Regions from separate parts of the Mus musculus genome. Here region 2 is linked to region 1. The links are chromatin loops, found by intact Hi-C in ENCODE. Cell type or tissue: heart. All regions are shown on one strand. Each heading gives the region's core, and the rest is flanking DNA. Links, peaks and the distances in the headings are about the cores only. Region 1 holds the start of Trim45 (tripartite motif-containing 45). Region 2 holds the start of Wdr3 (WD repeat domain 3).

Evidence for each region. A loop is a pair of places that touch in the nucleus more often than their neighbours do. Peaks named below come from ENCODE experiments on the same cell type or tissue, not always from the same donor. Only the 100,000 strongest peaks of a DNase experiment are listed, where the experiment ranks them.
Region 2: a loop joins it to region 1, with 4 times the contacts of the local background. A loop is called at or near these places in 2 of 42 quality-filtered maps.

What each region holds. Positions count from the first base shown.
Region 1 is chr3:100,918,538-100,926,869 of GRCm38, forward strand. It overlaps Trim45 (tripartite motif-containing 45), which reads left to right and starts at 3,956. Exons shown (of 6, transcript NM_194343.2): 1 at 3,956-4,862; 2 at 6,404-7,137. The coding sequence starts at 4,375. In heart, for the core only: no CTCF peak of the experiment used is centred there; DNase peaks (open chromatin) are centred at 3,814, 4,674, 5,714 and 6,814; H3K4me3 peaks cover 2,172 bases; H3K27ac peaks cover 2,298 bases.
Region 2 is chr3:100,158,626-100,166,957 of GRCm38, forward strand. Wdr3 (WD repeat domain 3) reads right to left here and starts at 3,782. Exons shown (of 27, transcript NM_175552.5): 1 at 3,719-3,782; 2 at 2,395-2,597; 3 at 1,141-1,350. The coding sequence starts at 2,565. It overlaps Gdap2 (ganglioside-induced differentiation-associated-protein 2), which reads left to right and starts at 3,838. Exons shown (of 14, transcript NM_010269.3): 1 at 3,838-4,040. In heart, for the core only: no CTCF peak of the experiment used is centred there; a DNase peak (open chromatin) is centred at 3,876; H3K4me3 peaks cover 2,214 bases; H3K27ac peaks cover 1,748 bases.

The DNA.
Region 1 (8,332 bases), core at 269-8,268:
GGACCTGGCCACTTCCAGAAGTTCTGCTCTTCTGCCCCTGTGGCTTTTGTACTTCCCTGTGACTATTTGATGTCTGGAGTCCCCAGTAGGAGAAGCGATGCGTAATCATGGAGCAAGAAATGAATCAGCTCTGACAAAGGAATACAGTTAGTACATCTTAGCCATATGGTCTCAACCCATATCGTGTATCCACAAAATTCGTGGTTGAACATGGTCTTGTTAAGTTTTCTCATTATTTGAGATAACCAGTTTCTGCCTCCCTATTAACATGTCTTTATCAAATGCCTACTATGCAGGCACTGGGTTGGTTGCCAATGGTTTACTTTTTCTTCTTCTTCTTCTTCTTCTTCTTCTTCTTCTTCTTCTTCTTCTTCTTCTTCTTCTTCTTCTTCTTCTTCTTCTTCTTCTTCTTCTTCTTCTTCTTCTTGTTTTCGAGACAGGGTTTCTCTGTGTAGCCCTGTAGGCTGTCCTGGAACTCACTTTGTAGACCAGGCTGGCCTCAAACTCAGAAATCTGCCTGCCTCTGCCTCCCGAGTGCTGGGATTACAGGCGTGCGCCACCACGCCCAGCTGGTTTCCTTTATCTTAACAGAGAGACAGAAAACATATATTTGTATGCCATATCTACACACAATATACACAATCTATACATAAGTCTATATAAATATGTACACAAACATAATAAAACAATACTATAAGGTAGACAAATATCGCAACATAAATAATATAGGCAGAAGATTGATTTCCTTTAGTGTTTTTTTTTTTTTTGAGGGGTGCTCAGTATCAAATCATATCACTGTGCTAAATCTCCAAACTCACAAGGAAGCCATTAGAATACAAGCTGGAGCTTAGAAACAACAGCAAGATTCTGGGGAGGTAACAGAAAGGTCTCCTGCCACAGAAAGAAGGAGAAGTTTTAAAAATAAAGGCAGGACAAACTGACAAAGAGCAAGAAAGGTGCTTGTCAAACTTCAGGGATTACCTAAAAGTCCGGGTTTATATGTCTGTAAGGGAAACGTTTTAGAATGAAGGCTTAATGTGGTTTTACAATTAACCTGGAAGATCAAATTAGCTATTTCACAAAAGGAAGTCAACCATAATCCAGAGACTATTGTGGTACTTGAGAGAGTGATAAGGTCTTGTACCATCTTAAAATTTCTATGCACTAAGGTGTTGGCAATGCGGATGGAAAGAAACTGATGCCTGCCTGGATGTGGAAAACAAGAAAGGAAGCCAAGAAGATGATAAGATCTCAGGTTGGGAGAGTGAGCTTCCCCTTGGGAGAGTGAAACCAGAAGACTAAGAGCACAGAATGCAATGAAGAGAGAAGCCTCGAGTCACTGAAGATGGGGTTAGGCGAAGGCAACGTCCTGGAGCAGAGCTATAACAGACATTTATGACAAAAGCTCTGGGGAGGGGTTAGTCAGAACTGGAAATATAAATTGGGGACTCAGCTCTTTAAGAGGAAATACAGTGGGGGCCAACAAAGGAGCCACGAAACCACCCTGGGACACAGCAAGGGCAAACACTAACGTGGCTGAGTACTGAGAAAAGTCCAGGAATGTTGTCACTCATTCTCTACACACCAAAGAGAAAGAACAAAACATCGGTGATGAGACTAGCACAAAGTTTAAGAACCACAGTGGTGAGAGCCACCAGCGCTAATTAAGTTGAGGGGAACTGGATCAAGGGAGGGTGAGTTTTCTTTCAGGACTTCATCACAGTCCTCGGGAGAAAGAATGTGTAAAGGACTCACTGAAAAGTGTTAGCAAAATAAGGAGAGGCAGAAGAGGTTGGGAGAAAACCAGCAATCAATGGCGTGAGAAAGGAGAGAAGATGCATAGACTTTTAAGTAGAACGGAAAGATGTTCTCCAGATAGCCCCATCTTCTCTCTCCATGGAAGGCAGGTAGGGATTTGATGTGCAAGAAGCTGAGAAAGGGAAGGACAGAGGGGACTGGGCAGAATCTTAGGCATGACATCTTAAGACTGTTGTTCCCATCCCAGATGCTAGCTTGGGTTGACCACTCGACCCCTCCCAGGCAGCTCTATTATAAGCTGTTGGGAGATTAAATGAGATAATGCATATAAATTATACAGCACTCCTCCAACAGAGAAGTCAGAATACACCCTATGGGAAATATAATATATGGCATGAATAAGAGATAAGACAAAGCATGGCTAAGCACAGAGGAGGGCAGGTTCAGAGCAACACTATATAGCAAAGCCAAGTCCACACCGCTTTTGGAATTTGCTTCAGCATACTGCGGTGAAGCGAGGGGACTCGGCCAGGGCAGCGCAGGAGAGAAAGGCTGGAGAAGTCTGGGTAAGGACCACTTTCACTTTTAAGACCTTTGCCGACTCCTTACACTGGGAGGTCATGTGACTGTTATGTAAAAATGGCTTTTGAGCCATTCATTAGCAGATAACGTTTTTACTTATGCTAAAGTTAGAACCAGCTCTCGAGACCCTCACAATAAAGACCAAATCAGACCTGTGTGTGTGTGTGTGTGTGTGTGTGTGTGTGTGTGTGTGTGTGTGTGGTGTCTGTGTTCACACGTGTACCACAGACAGAACCCAGAGTCTCAACATACTAAGCAAATACTGGATCAGTGAGCTACATCTCTACTTTAACATATTTTACGAAGAGTCAGATAATTCTTTTTTTTTCTTTTAATTTCATCTTTTCATAGTTTGGGGCTCTTTCCACCGAAGGCCCATACTTCGTAAAAGCATAGGCTTCGACAGCTATGCCTATACTATGACATCTCTAATAAAGAGGTCCCTGAAACAGTGATGCATGGGTTGAAATCATATATGGAAGACTGTAAAGGAAAACAGTGAGATAGACAGAGGCTTACGCATCTGAAGAATGGGAACAGATAGCAACTACGGAGCCATGCTATTACAATTTTTGGATTCAGAGATCAGTCAGTGCCTTAGACCCCATGTGTAGGAAACAGTCTCCAAATGAATGAATCTGAGACTCTTGGCAAATTCTTTAAGGCGTCAAAGAAATAATTATGCTCAGGGACCAGGTGTGCCCAACTTTTTAACTAGTCGGACCTACAAGGGACTTGTCCCAGTGACATCCTCCACTGCCCCATTGTGACCAACCAGGAGCTCCCCTTGATTGTAAAAACAAATGCCAAACTTGCTCTGTAGGCCACCCCCCGCAACCCTGACAACTTCTGTTACTGTAGAATTCTGGTGAGGTGTGTCTCTCCGGTCTTGGTCTTGAATGATTCAAAGCAGCTTCCACCCGGGAAACTCAGTGGAGCTCCGCGGAGCAGCAGTTCTAAACTTTTCAGTTAAGTTTAGTTCTGGAACCAGACACGGAGGTACCCTTGCCCTGGAAAATGCCAGAAGCTAGCCAGCTGAGAGGGTTCTGGTTCCGAGCACGCTGTACGTAAGAGATTCCAGGGCAGAAAAAATACTTGGAAAACCCAGAAAGGAAACTGACCCGGTGGCCGCTGATTCGCTATAGCCTCTGCAACCGAGAGCCTGCCTACAACTTCCAGAATGCTTCGGGCTACACCTCGGCCGACTGACAGTACCACGCACCAATGGGAGAACCCTATCTGAGTTTGGGGTGGAGCCTCAGCGCAGGCTTTTCAACGATCCAGAGGCCTCTCCGGCGGCAGGAGCTCACATTCGTGACGCCAACCACATTACGCCGCTCACTCCCAGACTCCTCCTCCCGGTTCTGCACGAGGCCCTCCCTTGCTCCCTCTCCTTTCGCCGCGCGAGTGGCCGGCGAGGATGTGGACCTTGCTGAACTTATTGGATGACAGTGATGTCACTCTGGAGGACGACATGGCTCCGAACTGCGAGGCCCGCCCCTTTCGGACGGTGATTGGATTCTTCGGAGAATCCTGGTCTGGGATTGGTGTGAGGCGGGGCGACGGCTCTAGGGCCTCCTAGGCAAACCAGAGAGGCGGCTGCCCCTGGCCCCTCACTCTGGGAGAGCCCGAGGACCCACTACCTCATCGCCCGGAGGGCGCGCTTGTGGCGTGGTGGGGGCGGGAGGGAGGGTGACCTTGGAGGACAAGAAATGCTGGGGTCAGGGTGGTGGTGGCAGAATTAGCTGGGGACTAGCTCTAGAAGCGCTTGCGAGGAGGACGATGTGGGTGATCCAGGAGGGTGTGGCTGTGACTGGTGTGGGATGCAGTGGAAAGGAAGGGCCAAACCACAAATCCGGAGATCTGTGGATGGTTCCTCAGAGGCGTTCTCTTTCTGGTTGTCCTTTTACTTGGCAACACGAGAGTCCTCATGGTCAGTGTTCAAGATCTTGGAACTCTGTCTTTGAGTAAATCTAACCTGCATTAGAGGACTGCGCAGGGCCTTTTGTGATACTGGGTACATACGTGGGGAAGATGTCAGAAATCAGGAAGCCGCTTCTGGGTTTCGTGCACAAACTCCAAGATGCGAACGCGTCTGGAAGCTCAGGCAAGACTCATTGTCCTACATGTCTGAGGCTTTTCAAAGTCCCCAGGCTCTTGCCTTGCTTGCACACAGTGTGCACCACGTGTCTGGAAAAGCTGGATCCATTCTCAGTAGTGGACATCCGTGGGGGTGACTCAGATACAAGCTCTGAGGGGTCAGTATTCCAGGACCCCGAGTTATGTAGCCTGCAGCCACAGATCGGCATCCTCTGTCCGGTATGTGATGCTCAAGTGGACCTGCCCTTGGGTGGAGTGAAGGCTTTAACGGTAGACCACCTGGCCATGAATGATGTGCTGCTGGAGAACCTGCGTGGGGAAGGCCAGGGCCTGGTGTGTGACCTGTGCAGCGACAGAGAAGTAGAGAAGAGGTGTCAGACCTGCAAAGCCAATCTCTGCCACTTCTGCTGCCAGGCTCATAGGTAAAGAGGGAGTACCCCGTTTATTGTGGCGTAAGAGTAGAGTGCAAAGAAAGCAAGACACAGATCCCTTTGGTGAGCAGGTCAAAAAGAAGGCTTTCGCAGACACTGTCAAAGTGCAAAGAACACTGTGCAAACAGATCGCAAGCTCTAGAACGGAGGTTAGCACCGCTGACCTGATAGCTGTAGTAACAAAAGCAGGGCAGGTTTCGGTTTATAGAGCACCTTGAGTTTTCTTCTATCACCAATTGTTTAATCTATTGAAAACGGACCGTGTGCTGGAGAGAGGATTACTGTGCTAGCATACACCCTGCGCTTGATCTCATCTGATCATTGTAACTCTTACCGAAAGGTGGGTGCTACTTCACCCCTCTTTAGTAAATGAGGAGATGGAAGCCCAGCAGTGGTTTGTGTTTCGCCCAAGTCCCACAGCTGGTAATCATGTAACTGAACCGAATCCTCAGTTCAGACCTAGTTCCTTCTTCTTTGCTCTTTTTACTAAACAGGTCACCTCAGTGTAGGTGTCCATTGACTGTGCCTTAACTCAGACCTCTGACCTGGACAGCAGGCTGGTAATTGGGGTGTTTTGCCTTTTATCACAGTCACGGAATAGCTTGTTAGATGCTAGTCTTTGTCCCATTTTCTCTTCCATCCCACTCTAGTGCATCAGAATACAAAACTAAACAAGGTTTTGGGTTAATCTAGAACTGGCTTTTTTTTCTCTCTCTCTCTCTCTGAGTTCTGGCCTCCCCTTGTTTTCTGGCCTTACCAACAGAACAGTTGTCTTAGCTCTCTATTTGTAACTTTGTGATTATCCCTATGACTGTCTTGTTGCCAGCTCAACAGCTGACCGTTTTCTCTGCATCTGCACTAGTAGCAGAACAGGCATACACACTTCAGGTTGATGGGATGTTGCCAGGGAACTCTGTGAGCAGTCCCTGCCTTTCCCTAGAGATTTCCCTGAGTCCCTTAGAAATCTATAGGAAGGAGGGATCCAAGAGAACTTAGTACCTATTGATTTCGCTTTCTACTAATGCGGATGACTCTTAAGGAGAATTCTGGCCTGCCAGTGGATGCGATGTAGTCACTGGCCAAGGGAACTGCTTTACAAAAATGTTAATTAAACATGAGAGTTTGCAGGAGCCAGCTGGCTGCTTTCGTTGCTATATAGATCCATCTGGCTTGGTTTACCACTTGGTGTTAGCCTTCCACCCTGCTTTAGGAAGTGGGCTGTGACTCTTGTCTAAACTTACCAGATTACCTCGAGTGAAAAGTCTCTCAGAATATAGTCTCAGCACTGCACCTTTGAAGATGTATCCCATGCCAAATTCAAGTATTTATGTATTGTGTCCTAAATAACAACACTCAGATAGGCATGTGCTTCACCGTGTAGAGAAATAATGAAGCAAAAAGGATCCTGTAGTTTTTTTTTTTTAATACATTCTGAGGAGTGTGACTCAAATCTAACCCCTAGAACCTCTTTGCCAAACTGTCCCCCTCTAGAGTTGTTTCCTCACTTCCTGTCCCCAACTGCTTCTTTCCAGGCGACAGAAGAAGACGACATATCACACCATGGTGGACCTAAAAGACCTGAAAGGCTACAGCCAGGTTGGAAAGCCCATCCTATGTCCTTCTCACCCTGCAGAGGAGCTGAGGCTGTTCTGTGAACTCTGTGACCGGCCGGTGTGTCGGGACTGTGTAGTTGGGGAGCACCGAGAGCACCCCTATGACTTCACCAGCAATGTCATCCACAAGCATGGAGATTCTGTGCGGGAGCTGCTTCGAGACACCCAGCCCCATGTGGAAGCCCTGGAAGATGCCCTGGCACAGATTAAAAGTGTGAACAACGCCCTCCAAGAGCGAGTGGAGGCAGTGGCAGCTGACGTCCGGACATTCTCTGAGGGCTACATCAAAGCCATCGAGGAACACCGGGACAAGCTGCTGCAGCAGCTGGATGACATACGGATCCAGAGGGAAACCGCTTTACAGCTGCAGAAAGCGCAGCTGGAACAGCTGCTGGCAGATATGCGGACTGGAGTGGAGTTCACCGAGCATCTGCTGACCAGCGGCTCGGACTTAGAGATTCTCATCACCAAGGGAGTGGTTGTAGAGCGGCTCAGGAAGCTGAATAAAGTTGAATACAGTGCCCGCCCAGGAGTGAACCATAAGATCTGCTTCTCCCCCCAGGAGAAGGCAGGCCAGTGCCAAGGCTATGAAGTGTATGGGGCCATTAACACGCAGGAAGTTGATCCAGCTCAGTGTGTCCTTCAGGGAGAAGGTAGGGAAGCATTTCTCAATGGTATTGAGAGAGCAGTGCCCAGGGACCTGACATTTAAAGAGTTGTGTCGTGCTGTCCTGGGGGTATAGTGCCATTGGCAGAATGCTTGCCTAGCTTGCACAGAGTCTGGGTCTGGTTGCTGGCACCACATAAAACTGAGCCTGGCCACATATGCTTTTAATCCTAGTACTCACAGGTGGGTCAGAAGTTGGAGGACCTCTTCGGATGCATAGCAAGTTTGATGGCAGGCTGGGCTATATGAGACCGTGTGTCAAAAAGAGAAACTAAATGAGGCTTGTTCGGCAAGGTATACTGGTTTAAAAGGCAGTGGCTCCCTGCCTTGCCCCTTTCTTTCTCATGGTCTGGGCAGGCTGCAGTTATTAATACTGGGGGTAGGCTTGAACCTTTTGTACTTCAGAAAATAGAAGCTCCCAAGAACCTTCAGGATCAGGCTTTGCTTTGGGGAAGTTAGAACCTGGCTGTGCCCACAGGAGATAACGGCACTGACTAGAGCAAGGCAGAATCTACCTGCTCAGAGGCTCACACCGCAGCTCCTGGTGCTTGGCTGCTGTGTGGTGGGTTACAGAGGAGTGGGAAGGCAGTCACACCTTCCTTTCCTCCTTACCATTTTGGTTCACACAAACTCTATGCCATTGGTAGTTGAAAGGATTTGGTAGGTTGATGGGGTTTGTTCGGGTTTGTCTCCTTTGCTTTTGTTAAGACAGGGTCTCACTGCTTAACACAGCTCTGGCTGACCTGGAACTATGTGGAACAGATTGGCCTTAAACTTAGAGAGATGCACTTGCCTCTGCCGGGTTTAAAGATGTGCATCACCAGGTCCACCTAGAAATGGCTCCTTTAGACCAGTGTTCGGTTCCTTTGGGAAGTTTCCTTCTGTTCCTGATGGGGACATTTGTATTTGATTTGCCTTCACCTTTGGGAGGAATTCCTAATTCTTTGGGAGTCACAGATCACTCTGAGACTCTTCTTTCCCAGAAGTAGCCACTAAGTTGGGCACAGTGTTTCGGGAGTTTCCTAACACCCTCCCCCCACCCTCATCCCCCAGTGTACCTCTGTACAACACCTGGTAGTTCACAAACTAGGCTTGAGAAACCCAGCTTTGTCTTCATGCTGGCCCATAGGCTATGGCACCCTGGCGTTAGCTTCTGAGTGGCAGAGGTTCTCACAACAGGGA
Region 2 (8,332 bases), core at 8-8,007, 760 kb before region 1:
TGTGGGTTTTGGTTTTTTTGTTTGTTTGGTTGGTTTTTGGTTTTTTGAGACAGGGTTTCTCTGTGTAGCCCTACTCACTCTGTAGACCAGGCTGGCCTCAAACTCAGAAATCTGCCTGCCTCTGCCTCCCAAGTGCTGGGATTAAAGGCGTGCACCGGGCTGGTGAGATGGCTCAGAGGTTAAGAGTGCCGACTGCTCTTCCAAAGGTCCTGAGTTCAAATCCCAGCAACCACATGGTAGCTCACAACCATCCGTAACAAAAATCTGATGTCCTCTTCTGGAGTGTCTGAAGACAGCTACAGTGTATTTACATATAACAAATAAATAAATATTTAAAAAAAAAAAAAAAAAAAGGCGTGCGCCACCACTGCCTGGCGTGTTTTTATCTTTTGAGAATTTCATATATTTTTTATATTCTTCCCCTGAACATTCTGAGCCACCCAGCTTCATTCTCTTTCTCCTTTTAAAAACAAACCAACAACATAAAGAGCAGCAACAGCAAACCAGAGCCTGATATGTGTTGGCCAACCACCCCAGCACAGGGTCTGCCCGGAGCCTGGCTGATACAGCCAGTGTCACTCCACTGAAGAAAACTGATTTTCCTCTCCCAGTGGCTACAATTGCAAATAGTGCATTTCCTCCTCTGTGCTGGGAAAACAATGATCTTTTCTTTGCCTTCTTTGAGAGAGGGTCTCACTGTGTATCCCCAGAGACAAAGCTTGGCTGACTGGCCTCTACTTCAGAGCAATGCAGGTGCCCTGAATCTTGAGTGCTGGGATTAAAGGTGTGCACCAGCACACCTGGCTTTAACTCATCAACCTGTAAAACAGATTCATTGGCAAACTATAACCATCTTCTTTTCTAATCTTCCTGGTTATATAGTTTGGGGTCCCTCTTCCACAGTGATAGATTCCAGAGTACCTCTGTGTTATTCTTTCATGCCACAGACTTTTATCAGAGAACAGAACAGGAAACAAGTAGAACACTCCCTCATACGCACCCATCCTCCTCACTCTTTCTCCCAAATGTATAGTAGCTTGGACACGGAGAATCCAACCCATCTCATAGCACAGTTTATGAGAATAATCTGCTCCTATATTAAGTGTGAGAAACAACCCTGGGCACCTGTCTGAGGCTCACCTTAGACCCAGAAGCCAGCCTGCCTCCTAGCTGATCGTACTTTAAGCTGGTGACAGCTGCTTTGTGTCCATTGAAGGTTATGTTTCCTTCACCACTGAGGAGGCTGAAGATTCGGATGGCTCCATCCTCATAGCCAACAGCTAGATGCAGCCCATCTGGGGAAGGACACAAGCAAGTGACTTCTTGTTTATTCCCCTGAAGGATAAGGATCTGAAATCATAAAGATGAAAACCAACTCAGAAGCGTGAGGCATGTAACAAGACAGCAGCACAGGAATGACCTCAGTACATACACATATCAACACATAACACATACACATATCAACACATAACACATATCAACATATAACACATATTACACATATCAACATATAACACATACACATATCAACATATAACACATACACATATCAACATATAACACATAGTACACATATCAACATATAACACATACACATATCAACATATAACACATACACATATCAACAATTTCCAGTCACTGATACACGAGGATAAAACTTGACAAGCAAAGACCATAAGCTCCTCAAGAGGTCATCACGTCCTCTCAAGCTTGGTGCTGGTGTGTATGCAAATGATCCAGGCAATGAGCTAAGTTAGCAACTTTGTATCCCAGTGATTTCTGATACAGAGCTATAAACTCATCCTTGTTGTAACTCAACCTACAGTACTAACAGTTTCATCCCAAGAAGAAGCTCTGGGTAGCAACAGGCTTCTATATATTTACATCTATAAATCTATATGTAACTCATCTCACCTCCTGGGAGTCACACAGTAAAGAGGGATAATTTATCTCTTTGTGCTTAGCAAGAAAGGAATAGCTTCTGTCACAGTCAAAGCAGAGTGAAGCAACCAATGAATCTCATCAGTTATGGTTAAGAGAAGGACTGCACAACACAGCAGAATGACAGTCCTTTGAAATTCTACTGCTTTACAGCTGGCTGTGAGAACAAGCAGAACATGAAAAGCAGAACCGGTCGACAAAAGTAGAAGTTAATAATGGCTAAGAATAATAACCCATGAAAACGAACACACCCATTTAAGCAAACTCCTGCTTGGCTGTGACTTTCAGAACACAACAGAATCTGGTGCTAGCCGTCTAGAAAAATAAAAGGGAAGTGATCTCTTGGGGGACTCACACACAAATGAGTGCAGGCAGGTCAGTCAAGGCTCTCCCACTTCACCCTTCCAAGAGTCGGTGTCATTTAACGGTGTCCATTTCTTATTTCTGACTTACCTTCTCGCCTTTCCTTAAGTCCCAGATAAAAACGTGTTCACAGGCGGGTACTGCCACATAGCGTCCTTTCTCACCACGGAGTGTCACAAAAACAATGTTACCTTTTTGGCTGCCAATCAAGCCAAAGACAGCACTAGCCACATAGCGCAGATACTGTTTAGTAAGCCCCATGCTGGGCTGTCTGATGACACCGGGAAGGCAATCTGTGTAAATAAACAAAATTCAGTTTTTGCAATACAATGACTCTGCACAGCTAACAAACAGGAACCTTTTTTTTTTACATGATCAAAAGCATGTAACTTGGCACAGATGGTAAAGTACCTGCTGTAGTACCCGCACCCACACATAAGGCCAGGCACAGAAAAATGCAGGTCTATGACCCCAGCACAGGGAAGGCAGAGAGAGAGATTCCTGGGATTCGAAGAGACCCTGTGTGTAGATCAGAGGAAGCCCAGAGTGAATGGGTCCTGCTGACATGAATGTAGCCATGTCAAGGACTTCAATGCCCCAGACCAATAGGAGAGGCATCATGGTCCTTTGGTTCAAGTGGGATGTTTACAGTGTTCCAGAAAATGTTCACCATAGCCTTCTTCCCTCCCACCACACCACCATGTGTACTGACTGAAGACTGCTCCCCACAGACTGTCCCTATTGCAATTAGATATTATCTCTATACAATCACCCTGTCTCCTTGTTCAGTTGTAAGCAATAATCCCCTCTTCATTTTCAACTGTATATAATAAGCTCGCAGAGCTTATGGGGCTGCTGCAGTTCCTCTATCCAAAAGCTCAGACCAACCGATCTCAGCTTTTATGCATGTGTGTTCATGTGTCTGCCTTTTCTACCCAGTTTTCTCTTCCCTGCACTTTCATCTCCAGTTTGTCTTCAACGAGCTGCTGCACTGGTTTTCTATCTAGCACTTCCACGTCCACGATTTTCGCTTCAAGTCATAGTAACACGCTTGTTTATCGTTTTCACATGCACTGTACCTACCCGAGGGCTTTAAAGCTTATTTCTCAAATAACTTCGCTTGTTTTCCTTCCTGCGACCTGGTCACTCTCAAACTATCCCCCGCACCTAAGTTTCTATTGCACATCATCCCCGAAATAATCCAAGGAAATCGGGCAGTTCCAGCAGCCTCGCACTCCGGCCCGGGGGCAGCGCGCGGCCTCTGGGTTCTGCGATGCAGACGGCCGCGGCAAAGGGCTTCTCCCCGGCCTCCCTAGTGCCCTTAGCGCGGAGTCCCTCGCCGCGTCGGCTCACCGTGAACACCACTGTGCGGGGAACCGCGCCCCGCGATCCCTAAAGAGCCAGCAACACTCACCTCACTCTCCACGAGGCTCCAGCAGACAGCGCTGCCTACGAGACCCGCCACTTCCGGTCCGATTGGAAGTTTCTTCCGCCCGGCGTTTCCCTTACCTTCTAGGCGGAAGTGACGGCAGAGCGCTGTGATTGGGTGGCGTGGCGGAGAGGAAGCGGGTACCTTCGCTGTCAGATCGCTGTCGCCAGTCACCCTGGCCTCTGGAGACCGGTTCGCTTCAGCCTCCGCCTCTGGCAAGCAAAGTGTACGGATGTCATCCGCCTGAATTCTGCCACGGATCTGAGTGAGCTGCGGGCCGCCGCCCGGATGGGCCCGCCCGAGCGCTGTGAGAGAAGGGCGAAGCCGGGAAGGGAGGGCGACACAGTCGGGTGCGGCGGCTGGGAGGGATTGGGCTGGCGGGTCCTCCCGGGCTTTGGGCTTCGCACTCAGGGTAGGTTGGGTCGCCAAGCTCTGGGGACGCAGGTCCCCGGGATTTGCTGGGACGCGGTGCTGCGAGCAGCCCTGCGGGTGGCGGCTCTAGCAGAGTCCAGCCCGTCCTATAAATCGGGTTCCCTGTGGTCAGACGCTGAGCCCAGGATGCTGAGTTGTAAAAAGACCCCGCAGTCCCTGGAGTGACATTGACCTGGCTTTGTGTTTCCGCTTTCAGGTCACTTGAGAGGGAAGTGACCCTGGGCTTACTGGTCCTTAATTGTAGACTGAGACTGAGCCACTCTGTTAACGAGGAAATTAGCTTTTCTTCTCTTGCCCCCTTTTATCCTTGGGCTGGTCTAGAAGTTTTAGAAACGAGGTCTGATGTCTGTAGCTGTCTATATAACTGTACGTATAACTATACAAAAGAATTGATCCCTGCCATGGTTTACTGAACCTCTGTAGCCAACCTAGAAATTAGACATGTAGACAATTGTAGCTGACAGGTAGACTTGTCTTCCTTATTTTTTTTTTTTTTTTTTTTTTTTTTTTTGAGACAGGGTTTCTCTGTGTAGCTCTGGCTGTCCTGGAACTCACTTTGTAGACCAGGCTGGCCTCGAACTCAGAAATCCGCCTGCCTCTGCCTCCCAAGTGCTGGGATTAAAGGCGTGCGCCACCACGCCCGGCCTTTCCTTTTTAATTTTAGCTACTATTTACTGGGTAAGATTTTCTTAGTGATTTAAAACATGTCCAGCTCATCCTCTGTGTTTAAGAAAATTGTTTTGAAAGAAGAATCATTTGTAGTGGGTTGGATGAAAAGAAGGCAAGAAATCGTGATGATAAATTTATTCCAGGCTGGGGAGGAACATTTGGATAGATGTGTATGGACCCTACCTCCTGTAGATGCTGTGCATTTCCTTGTTAGAGATGGGAGATGTGTGCTTTGGTGGGGAAACAGTTTAGAAGATTTCAGGCCTGCCCAACCTTTAGACATTGCCAATTGATGTTGTCATCTTTGGTCGTGGGATCAAAGCCAGGTTTTGTCCACAACTTTAATACCAGCACTGGAAAGCCAGCCTGGTATGATATAGAGTGCTGCATCTAGCATCCCTATCACCACCCCTCCTTAGACAGAGTCTCACAAAGGCCCTGTTCTGGAGCTCTCTGAAGACCATGTTGTCCTTGAGCTCACAAAGATCCACCTGCCTCTGCCTACAGCATGCAGGAATTAAAGGCGTGTACTGGCCCGCCAGGCTAAACTAGCACACCTTAATCTTACATATTTTCTTATCCAGTACTTTAAGATACATTTTCTTATCTAGTACTTGAAGAACAACATTATTATTTTAAGTTTCAAATTGCACTCTGTATGAAGACTTGCAACTGAAGCATGCTCTGGTGTGTTTAATATGTAGGTGACACTGCTAATTCACCGGAAAACATGTGTTTTGTATGTTTTTTTGAATGATGATTTACAGTTTACCTGGGACCATTGATGAAGGTTAGAGGTCTGTTTTATTATAATGTATTTATTTGCTGATATAGGTGAGCACGGACATGTTTTCATCTGAGCAGCTTCCATTTGCATAAAGTAACTCTTGTAAATATAATTGATTTGGCATCAGGATGAATATGGTGGGTGCTTTCACCCTTATATATCCTGGGCATTTAAATATTGAAATACAGAGCCATAAAGAATAATAAACCTGTTATTTGCCAAAAGCAACAAACAAGCTGCTTAATTATTAGAGGTCAGATTCATGGTCCAACTCTATGTGTTTCCCAGACTTAGCTCACCTGTGTAAACATTTGACAGTCATCTTCTCCTCTTAGTTGGTTCTCACTCTCCCCCCCCCCCGCCCTTTTTTTAAGTGGCACCATTCATTTTGTTTTATTTTGTTGAGATAAGATAATTCTGGCTGTCCTAGAACTAGGACAGCTGGGCCTCAAATTCACTGAGCTCAACCTGCCTTAGCCTCCCAGAGCTGGAATTTAAGGCCTGTGCCACCACACCCAACTTGATACCATTCTTTTTTACCTGTTTGGAAACTCAGGTTTTGAGACAGTGATCCCAAGTGCTCTGCCTGATGCTGCCGGACCTGGAGGAGTAAAAATCTGGTCTCTGCAGGCAATTCAATTTTTCAAATAACTCACAATTTGTATGTTTTTAAAAGCTAATGGTGGCAGGATGCAGGGGGAAATAAGCTACAAAGAACTCTTTGAATCATAAAGAATAGTAGCTTCTCTTTGTTTGGGGGGGGGGGTCCTTTCTCTTAAACTAACATAGAAAATATTTAGCCTAATTCATAGATCTGATTTAGTCTGGAAACCAACAACTTTTTGATACAAAACTGTGCCTCAGGAGACTGTGAGTTTTACTAAACTATAGTGCTTGTTTGCAAGCTTGTTCAAAGTTCAACACTGGTCAATTGATTTCCAGTGGGAAGGGCTTTTTGGTTTCATGTTGCTTAATTTCTGGCTAAGGTTATAAATCACTGTAGTCATGTCTGCTCCCCTTCCCCCCCACACACACAGTTCCCATCATGCCCACCACCCTGCTTGTTTTCAGTCTATCCCTAGAATTCTTAATCTAAGTCTGGAAATCCTTTCAGATATATGCATCATCTCTTACAGGCTATATTTCTTACCACACATTCTGTGGAGTGAGACAGTGTTTAGGTTTCTGCCACCTTTGGGTTCGCTGCTCCGCTTTTGCACAAGCATGGCCATGAGTTTATGTTGGGAGCAGGCAGGAGTTAAATCTCTTTTTAATGAGAAAAATCAGTTTCTCTTTGGAGGTGCGGATGGAGCTGCCAAAGAATTCAACCTTGATTAACTTTCAGGAAGCTTTCCAGGAAAGGCCTTACCTTTTGCCCCACAGTCAGCTTTGAGCATTAGTTATCGTTCATTTAGCACTCACACTGACGTCTTCAGTAGCTGGAGAGAGGCAACGAGCTGTACTGACTGGAGATGATTGGGTGTATAGGAGACCTACTGAAGTCCATACACATCAAGGACAGTAATGGGACTTCTCGGAGAAAGTGATCAACTTAGGTTTCTGTTGACCTTGAAATCAGAGCTGTGATCGTCGTTGAGGGGGGAAAGTTTTAAGAGGATACAGCTCTGCAACAAACACTCAAAGTGAGGTGGAGCCTAGAGTAGCGTTACACTCAGGTGGGAGGAGGACTGAGCTCCCAGGTAAGAAGCTAGATGCTTTGCCGTGCACCTGTGATCTCAGCTTTGGAAGGAGGACACAAGAGATGGAATCTTTGAGGGTTTTGGTGGAATCACCGAGCTCCAGGCTCAGTGAGAGACTGTCTCAATAGGTTGAACAAGCAATTAAGGAAGATACCTGCTGTTGACTTTAACCTCCATTCACATGCTTACACACACCCATGCAAGCACATACCGCACCCTCTCACACAAAGTGACATGGTGAGCCAGGCCCATGGCACTAGCCTGATGTTCCGAGGTTCCAGCTGCTCGGGAGGCTGAGGCAGGAGAATCTGGTTTCAAGGCCTATGTGAGTTAGAGTGAACAAGGTAAGGCGGGGCAATTTAGGGCTGGAGATATAGCACATGATAATGTTTGCCCAGCATGCCTGAGGCCCAGATTCAACCCCAGTACAAAACAAACAAACACAAAACAACAACAACAACAAACTGGGGAGATGTTTCTATGGTCTGAAGAAGAAATGAGGGAGGAAAGATTTTCCAAAAATGTTCAGGGAGAATTGATGTTATTCTTGTGACGGGCAGCTAGCAAAGTGCTTGAGTTAAGACCTTTTGGCTGGCTTAAGCATGCAGAATATACCCCGAGATAACTCAGAAGTTGGAAAAGAGTATTCTATAAAGATGGATTTGGAACTAGAGAGAAGTTAGTGGTTTGAGCAGTAATATTGATGGTGGGTCCAGCTAACGTAGGAACACGCACACTCATTTTGGCACAAAATGGCTGCTTGTGTGATTTCCTTCCCCTAGTGACACAGGAGCAGATGTTGGGTTATTTAGGGATTAACCAGACATGACAAGGGAAGTCATGACATCAAGATCTGTAGGACTGTAACTTAGTTGAGCACTCAGCATTCAGCACTCAGCATTCAGCACTCAGCATTCAGCACTCAGCACTCAGCATTCAGCACTCAGCATTCAGCTTGCATGGTGATTTGACAGCGAGTGTGGAGCCTTTGCTGCACATGGAAATAGAACT